Linked DNA regions of Homo sapiens: region 1 is linked to region 2. A link is a contact called in ENCODE Hi-C or POLR2A ChIA-PET data. All regions are on one chromosome and are shown on one strand. The core of a region is the stretch at or near the end of the contact, and the rest is flanking DNA. Distances in the headings are between cores, read along the strand shown.

Region 1 (4,278 bases), core at 151-2,650, 61 kb after region 2:
GTGGACATGGAAGTCCTTCTTTTTTTTTTTTTTTTTTTTACTTTTTCTTTTTCAAATTATTCTTTCTTTTTTGAGACAGGGTCACACTCTGTGGCCCAGGCTGGAGTGCAGTGGTGCAATCATGGCTTACTGTAGCCTTGACCTCCTGGACTCAGGTGATCCTCCTACCTCAGCCTCCTGAGTGGCTGGGACTACAGGTGTGCATCACCATGCCCAGCTTTTTTTTTTGTATTTTTTAGTAGAAATGAGGTTTCACCATGTTGCCCAGGCTGGTGTCAAACTTATGGGCTCAAGTAATCCACCCACCTCATCCTCCCAAACTACTGCTGGGATTACAGGTGTGAGCCACCTTGCATTTTCTTTTTTGCCTTTTTTTTTTTTTTTTTTTTTTTTTGAGATAGGGTCTCACTCTGTCGCCCAGGCTACAGTGCAGTAGCATGATTTCAGCTCACTGCAGCCTCAGCCTCCTGGGTCTAAGTGATCCTCCCACCTCAGCAGCCTGGTATCTAGGACCATAGGTGTGTGTCACCATGCCCGGCTAATTTTTTTTATTTTTTTGTAATGACAGGGATCTCCTTGTGTTGCCCAGGTTGGTCTCACACTCCTCAGCTCAAGCGATCATCTCACTTTGGCCTCCCAAAGTGCTAGGATTCAGGGATGAGCCCACTGCACCTGGCCGAAGTCCTTTCTACTTCAGATTTCCATCATGGGTAACTGTGAAATCAGAAAGGAATTGAAATGAAGAAAACTCTGTGGCTTCCTTGGTGAAGTAAACCAGTTTGGGCTAGAGAGAGGTGAGCAGCCAATGTTACAGTAGGAACAATACTTCCTGTATCCTCTTCTGAATCATTGCGTAATAGGTTTCTGACATGTAGAAAGCCCTGAAGAAACATAGCAGGGAAGGAAGTGAATGAGCCAACTGCATTGGCTCAGTGCCCGCGGAACACCCTACTTCAAGGATAAAATTGCACCTCTGCTGCCAACAGTTCAGGCAAGGGAACCTAGACAAATAATGCTTGGAATTCAACAGAAGAACAAGCCAAAAGAGGTCTAGGCATTTTAAAAAATGACTTCTAAGATTGCTCTTTTGCTTGGCTTGTTTGCGTGCTTGCTTTAGTTCAGGTGATGAGAATAGAGAGTAAATAACCCACCTCCTTATTCTAAGTAGCATCTGTTTAAATGACACAGAGGGATGTCATCCAGGTAAAAGGGTGTGGAGCCCTGCTACCTCATACTTCCCTCCTGGCTAAATGAAAAGCCAAGGGCTGCTATAAAAAGTAATTTGTGTCCAACTCTTTGGGGAGGGAAGTATTCTCATACTGAAAATGTCATACTCCAAATTTTAACCTAGTGCTCTTTCCTGCTCTTGCTCATAAAGTGATTCACATGACTTTTAGTAGCTTTAGCTTCTTCAGAATGGAGGAACAAGCAACCAGTGATCACCTGATGGAATTACACAACATGGTTTATTTTGGAGAAAACAGAAGTCAGAGTGAGGATCATTTATTTCATCAGCTTCATAATCACAAAAGTTACCCAGGCTAAAAATGATCTTTAGTCACTCTGCCTTTTATGCATCCCCCTCTGGCTTCCAAAGTCTCATACTTAATTTTTTTTTTTTTTGAAAGCTACTTTTAACTTAAAAATTCAGGCTGGGTGCTGTGGCTCACACCTGTAATCCCAGCACTTTGAGAGGCCAAGGCGTCCGGATCACCCGAGGTTGGGAGTTCGAGACCAGCCTGACCAACATGGAGAATCCCTGTCTCTACTAAAAATACAAAGTTAGCCAGGCGTGGTGGCACATGCCTGTAATCCCAGCTACTTGGGAGGCTGAGGCAGGAGAATTGCTTGAACCCGGGAGGCAGAGGGTGCGGTGAGCTGAGATCATGCCAGGCACTCCAGCCTGGGCAACAAGAGCGAATCTCTGTCTCAAAAAAAAAAAAAAAAAAAAAATCAGCTAGGCACAGTGGCTCACACTTGTAATCCCAACACTTTGGGAGGCTGAGGCAGGAGGACCACTTGAGGCCAGAAGTTCAAGACCAGCCTGGGCAACACAGCAAGACCCCATCTCTACAAAAAATTTAAAAACAGCTCTACAAGAAATTTTAAAAATTAGCTGGGTGTGGTGGTGTGAGTCTGTAGCCCTAGCTACTTGGGAGGCTGAGGTGTGAGGATTGCTTGAGCCTAGAAGTTCAAGGCTATAGTGACCTACAAATGTGCCACTGAACTTCAGCCTGGGTGACAGAGCAAGACCTTATCTCCAAAATAAAAATGAAAATAAATAGGGCCAGGCGTGGTGGCTCACACCTGTAATCCCAGCACTTTGGGAGGCCAAGGCAGGTGGGTCACTTGAGGCCAAGAGTTCAAGACCAGCCTGGCCAACATGGTGAAACCCCATCTCTACTAAAAATACAAAACTTAACAGGGTGTGGTGGCACGTGCCTGTAATCCCAGCTACTCATGAGGCTGAGGCAGGAGAATCGCTTGAACCCGGGAGGCAGAGGTTGTAGTGAGCCAAGATTGTGCCACTGCACTCCAGCCTGGGTGTCAGAGCAAGACTTGGTCTCAAAAAATAAAATAAAATAAATAAAAATTATTTCTTCTGCCCTTACTTCTGTGTCACTTTTCTCCTCACTTAATTCTTTCCATTATTCAATAATAGAAATAGGATAGCACAAGGAGTTGAGGGGGTCTCCTGAATCAGTCAAAATATGGGAGTGAGAGGGAAATGGAAGACCCTCTTACCCCAGTGTTTTGGCTGTAATCAAGAAACCAGCATGAATCCAAATTTAATCAGTCTGGTTGTACATTACAACCAGACTGAGGTAATGATGAACACTAGTGTGGTGGTTTGACAAAGGAGACCAAAGATCAAGAATTTCAGGATCTGACAGGAGGACACTTGATCTGGCAAGATAGCTAATACTTAGGAGCTTACTGTGTGGGCACTGCTCTAATCACTTTACACATGGCAACTTATTTAACCTTCACAACAATGCAGTCAGGCATTTACCATTATTGTTGCCATTTTGCAGATAAGAAAACCCAGGCACAAACTGGTGCTTTCGTTAGACACAGAGATGCACTGTCCAGATCCTCACTGTTTAGATCCTCCTTCACAGGCTTTATAACCAGTTTCCTCAACGAGAGTGACCACTGTCCCAGTTTACTCAGTCATCTCCCGATTTTAGCATTCCTTGCCCCAGTAAACCCTCAGTTGCATACAAACCAGGATGGTTGATTGCTTCAGCCCAATCCTGCTTCCTTCCCCTGCCTTCCACAGGTGTTGATCCCTAATAAACATCTTGTACCCCAGTTATGGTTGACGGGCATTCCAGCATCAGACTATGTGTTGTTTTTGTTTTTGAGACGGGTCTCACTCTGTCACCCAGGCTGGAGTGTGGTGGTGCAATCAATGCTCACCGCAACCTCTGCCTCCTGGGCTCAGGTGATCCTCCCACCTCAGCTTCCCAAGTAGCTGGGACTACAGGCACGTGCCATCACACCCAGCTAATTTTTGTATTATTATTATTATTATTATTTTTGGGACAGAGTCTTGCTCTGTCTCCCAGGCTGGAGTGCAATGGCACGATCTTGGCTCACTACAACCTCCACCTTCCGGGTTCAAGCAATTCTCCTGTCTCAGCTTCCTGAGTAGCTGGGATTACAGGCACACACCACCACGCCTGGCTAATTTTTGTATTTTTAGTAGAGACAGGGTTTTACCATGTTGGTCAGGCTGGTCTTGAACTCCTGACCTTGTGATCCACCCGCCTCGGCCTCCCAAAGTGCTGGGATTACAGGCGTGAGCCACCGTGCAACGCCTAATTTTTGTATTTTTTGTAGAGATGTGGTTTCACCATGTTGCCCAGGCTAGTCTCAAACCCGTGAGCTCAAGCGTTTCACCCCTCACGGCCTCCCAAAGTACTGGTATTACAGGCATGAGCCACTGTGCCTGGCCCCAGACTGTGTGTTCTTAATCTCAAAGCCTCACTCTCCCTTTACATAAGTGTTCTGGGCACTGGAAAGGGGTAATCAACAGAAGTCCAGACAGGTTCTCCAGGCTCTGTATAGCCCAGATGAAATATTCCCAATAGTAATGAAAGTAGCTCACGTTTACTCAGTGTGCTAGGAGATGAGCTAAGTGCTTTGCGTGTGAAGGAGGTTCTATCAATATTCTTTTTTTTTTTTTGTAGAAGCTTTATTTTTTTTATTTTTTTTTTTTTTATTGATCATTCTTGGGTGTTTCTCGCATAGGGGGATTTGGCAGGGTCATAG
Region 2 (4,815 bases), core at 1,972-4,471:
ATTAATGGGTAGCTGCTCACCCTCCCCACCTCACTCCCTGCTTTAAGCACATAAAAATGCTAGATGAGCTGGGTACAGCAGCTCGCGCCTGTAATCCCAGCACTTTGGGAAGCTGAGGCGGGTGGATCACGTGAGGTCAGGAGTTTGAGACCAGCCTGGCCAACCTGGTAAAACCCCATCTCTACTAAAAATACAAAAATTAGCTGGGCGTGTTGGTGGGCGCCTGTAATCCCAGCTACTGGGGAGGCTGAGGCAGGAGAATCACTTGAACCTGGGAGGCGGAGGTTGCAGTGAGCCAAGATTGTACCATTGCATTCCAGCCTAGGCGACAGAGCGAGACTCTGTATCAAAAAAATAAAATAAAAATACAAAATTAGCTGGGCGTGGTGGCACACGCCTGTAATCCCAGCTACATGGAAGGCTGAGGCAGGAGAATCGCTTAAACCCAGAAGGTGGAGGTTGTAGTGAGCTGAGATTACACCATTGCACTCCAGCCTGGGCAGAAAGAGTGAAACTCCGTCTCAAAAACAAAACAAAACAAAAGCTAGATGAAATATATCTCAAAAAATGTCAAAATGTTGCCAAGGCTAAAAGGAAGGGGAAACCCCAAGGTACCATAAATAATCAACTGCAAGTCAGAGCAGAAAGCACCTAGCCCTGCAGAGCTTTGGGAAAGACAATGACCAGCGTAGGTAGTTAAGTTAGATTAGGTATCTTTTCATCTTCATTTAAAAGGTGCCAGGATTTCTTATTCAACAGAATGTAAACACCTGTACATATGTACACAGGACTGTCAGCTTGAATGTTTGTTAAGGAATTTATTATATGCAAACACAAGTACCACTACTACCATAGAAAGCAACTGGACAAATAGAAGCCTTGACACCTTGGAATCCATGTATTAAAGACAGAGCCTCTGTCATTCTAAGGGTCTTTGAGTGAGGGTGTGGAACACAGCCCACCAAATGAATATGATCAAAGAATAAATTTCTCATGTTAAGTCACTGAGATTCCATGATTTACCTTCATAGCAATTAGCTCAATATTTTTTCGCAATATTCTAGTCATTCTTCTTCTAGTCTTGCCTCCAACCATGTGTTTCATTTTTTAAACAATGGTTGGTACAAATCTAGGGAAAGAATAGGTGATTTTAATGATTTTTCCATCTATTTAAGGTAAGGAAGTTGGCAACAGGGAAGGTCTTCCAATACAAGGACACCATCACTACGTACAATGTAGTTTCAAATGATGCATATGAGCACCAGATAAAATTGTCAGTGTTTAGAAACTATTACTTTGAACAACACTCATACAGCAAGATGCTTTTTACACTGTAAGGTACAGAGGAACTGGCCTCACACAGACCAGCAGATTCATATATAAGGCACAGATTCACTGAGTAGAGTAAGTAGCCATGCCTTACTTTTCCTCTGCTGGGCACTAAGTTGAATTTATCCAACATAAACGCATGTCATGCCCTGAACCACTTTGACTTTCCTCACTAAAGATTATGTAAGAAAGTAGCAGGATGGCAACTGCCCTATTTTCTTTTTCGAGACAGAATTTCACTCTGTCACCCAGAGTGCAGTGACACGATTTGGGCTCACTGCAACCTCTGCCTCCTGGGTTCAAGCCATTCTCCTGCCTCGGCCTCCCAAGTAGCTGGGACCACAGGTGTGTGCCACCACGCCCAGCTAATTTTTGTATTTTTAGTAGAGATGGGGTTTTGCCATGTTGGCCAGGCTGGTCTTGAACTCCTGGGCTCAAGCGATCCACCCACCTAGGCTTCCCAAAGTGCTGGGATTACAGGCATGAACCACCGTGCCCAGTCGAAAACTGCCCTATTTTCACAATGAATACACAAAAGAGCTATAAAATTAAAACATGAAGCTCCTTTGTGGTAATCATTAATGGAGCACAAAACCCTCAAGACAGCCTATGAAATGCCAGTTCAATTCTGTGTCCATTCTGTAATTCAGGAAACCTCTACCAAAATATCTTACAAAGGAAGTATTCTGCCTTACTAAATCTTTCATTTAATGAAATACTGATCTGAAAACCCTGAATCGAAGTAGGGTGAAATACATTCAAAAAGTACCAAGCATGTGCCATGTGCCAGGCACTGTATGCCAGTGAGCAAAGAACCCTGCCTTCACTGCGTTTAGCACAGGAAGTAAAACAAAGAAAGCAGCAGGGCAGAGCACCAGGATGTCAGGCTGCAATTTTAAAGAGTGGTCAGAGCAGGCTTCATTGAGATGACGTTTGTGCAAAAAGTCAAAAGTGGTGAAAAAATTTTCCATGAAGTTTTGTGGGAGAAGAGCATGCTAGGCAGACACTAGCAGTAACAAAAATCCTATGCTGGAAAAACAGCAAAAGTGGCCAATGTGGACAAGGTAGAGTGAGCAGGAGGAATTCAATAGGAATTGAATGAGGTGGGGTAGAGTGCAGGTAATTTAGGGCTCCACAGACCTTTGTGAAGTTTTACTTTTACTTAGGAAGCCATCTAAACAAGACTTAGACTTTTAAAGGATCAGTCTGGTTGCTATGAGAGTAGAATAGGATGGGTGAGAGGAGACAAAATGAGGCAAAACAAAGACCGGTTAGGAAACCACAGAAATAATCCAAGCAAGCTATGATAGTGTCTTGGATTAGGGTAATAGCAGTAGAGATGTTAATATTTTAAGGTGGAACTAAGATCAGATGAAGGATGTGAGGAGTGCAAGACCATTTCTGCCTAGAAACAAAGAATGGAGTGGCCATTAAGTGATTGAGGATGACTGAGAGGAAAAATTTCAGAGGCAAAAGTAAGTTTTAGACGTAAATTTCGAGGTGTCTACTAGATACCTAACTGAAGATGTCACATGAAGACGTTAATATAATCTGATGTCCTTATGATGAGATCACCAAGATGAGTACTAAGAGAGGAGGCAAGCAGCCCAAGGTCAAGCTCGGGGGCACACCTATGTTTTAGCAAAATGCAGGGAAATGAAGATTGGGCCAACAGCAAGACAGAGAAGGAGCAGCCAGTAAAGGAGAAACGTCAAAGCAAGTGTAGTATTTTGCAAGCCAACTGAAGAGTGCTTCAAGGTCAAATGCTGGCTGCTGATTAGATTTAACAATGTGGAAATCTTTGCTGCCTTTTACTAAGAGTAACAGAGAGGAGACGAACTCTAATCACCTATCAGATGACCTAACCAAGTGTCCAAACTTAACAGCCTGGAAAAGCCGTAACTGTTGTGATGCAATATGGAGACCATAGCATCACCTTGCACTCTTGCACAACAAGTTTAACCCGAAACTTGCGAAAACTTTAGACCTTTCAGTTTACAGAAAGTTCAAAGGGATATCAGAAGTTAAAATTAATGACAGTACAAAGAAAAACTCAACAAGACAACAGGCCTAGTATTTCCAGAAAGTAGGAATCTTAATTGAATCGTGTTTGGGGGATGAGGGTAGCTATTTAAAAAAGAGACACATGGAAAAATCTGAAATAAGGACTCGATGTTAAATTAGGGAAGTATTTTAAGTGGGAAAGTCAACTTTTCTGTTTGAATTTCTTTTCCTAATAAAACAAGTTGGTGAAAAAAAAGGAAGGGGTAATAAACTGGAGGAAGTTTAGAAAACTGAGTTTTGCTTTTATAAAGGGGAGCACTAAAATAATCACTAGCAAGGGATATAGGATCAAAAGATTTTTTAATAACATGCTTATTATGCTTTTGGAAATGATTTAGTAGAGAAAGAAAATAGATGCAGTAGAGAGAGGAGAGGACTGCTGGAGCTGTATCTTTGCCTGAGACATAGGTTTGCATCTCGTGCTCCTTACCTGGGGCAAATGCAGGAGCAAGAGAATTGTGGGAGCCATGTATCCATGAGTAGACATAGACTATTCGGGTGCTTTTGTAGAATATTCATTTAATACCAATTACTGTAAGAGTTTGAAAGGAGTAAAGAGAACCCAAACAGGGCAAAAACAAGTCATTTCCAACCCTAGCTGCTTAAATCACCTAGGCAGCATATTAAACAGATTCCAAAAGTTCTCCCCTCCCACCAATTGTCTAAAGCAGTCTCTGGGGATAGGTAGAGCCTGAGAACCTTCTACCATTTTCTTTAGGGTCGTGTCAAGTGCTTGCCATAGGCCAAAGACAGCTTTAGTAGTTTAAACCTCCAATATTTATTTTTCTCAGATTGCCTATTTTTCCAAAAGTACAAACGCTTATACCTATGTGCACTTGTTAAAGATTTACTAAACACATCATAGTACAGTACTGTATCAGTACTGCCTTTTACTGGAAGAATAAGATGACTATTAACACAATTCTGTAGATACTTATTACAAGCAATTTCAGGGATTTGGGGAATTCAGAATCCCTAGGTAGCTAAAATAATCTATTGAAATCATGTGTGGTTGGTTATTTGGACTAATCAACTACCGGACCCATCTAAAGTCAGAGTAGCCCATAAGCTAGGACTTTTGCATAAGTGATAATGCAGAAATTTGGCTGTGGAGCAAAAAAAAAAAATTTTTTTTTTTTTTTTTTTTTTTTGAGACAGAGTCTCACTCTGTCACCCAGACTGGAGTGCAGTGGCATGATCTCAGCTCACTGCAACCTCTGCCTCCTGAGTTCAAGCGATTCTCGTGCTTCAGCCTCCCAAGTAGCTGGGACTACAGGCTATCCTGCTAACCAGTGGTTCTTAGCTGGGAACTGTTTTGTCCCTCAGGGACATTTGGCAATGTCTGCAAACACTTTGGTTATCACAATTGTGGGAGGGGGTTTAACTGGCCTCTAGTGGTAGAGGCCAGAGATGTGGCTAAAT

Evidence for each region. A loop is a pair of places that touch in the nucleus more often than their neighbours do. ChIA-PET counts read pairs that join two places held with the same protein, here RNA polymerase II (POLR2A). Pooled maps may share reads with other maps.
Region 1: a map of gastrocnemius medialis shows a loop between it and region 2 (7-fold over the local background). The contact joins two enhancer-like sites. A Hi-C loop is called at or near these places in 2 of 168 maps with a recorded cell type or tissue (astrocyte of the cerebellum and gastrocnemius medialis), 1 of 37 single-sample maps with no recorded cell type and 7 of 50 pooled maps. POLR2A ChIA-PET finds 5 or more read pairs at or near these places in 9 of 52 experiments (HepG2, PC-3, PC-9 and 6 more).

Annotation. Positions count from the first base shown.
Region 1 is chr6:87,731,136-87,735,413 of GRCh38, forward strand. No RefSeq gene overlaps it. Among named protein-coding and RNA genes, the nearest start is that of AKIRIN2, 31 kb to the left of the region's middle. RefSeq lists enhancers at 623-772, 4,157-4,278. Within about 2 kb of position 1,401, at least 29 of the 41 ENCODE cell types and tissues checked have a DNase peak (open chromatin) inside an H3K27ac peak, as active enhancers do; they include gastrocnemius medialis, where a contact is called at or near this core.
Region 2 is chr6:87,668,635-87,673,449 of GRCh38, forward strand. It overlaps a transcript of ORC3 not described here. Among named protein-coding and RNA genes, the nearest start is that of AKIRIN2, 31 kb to the right of the region's middle. RefSeq lists a silencer at 3,924-4,124. Within about 2 kb of position 3,222, at least 3 of the 41 ENCODE cell types and tissues checked have a DNase peak (open chromatin) inside an H3K27ac peak, as active enhancers do; they include gastrocnemius medialis, where a contact is called at or near this core.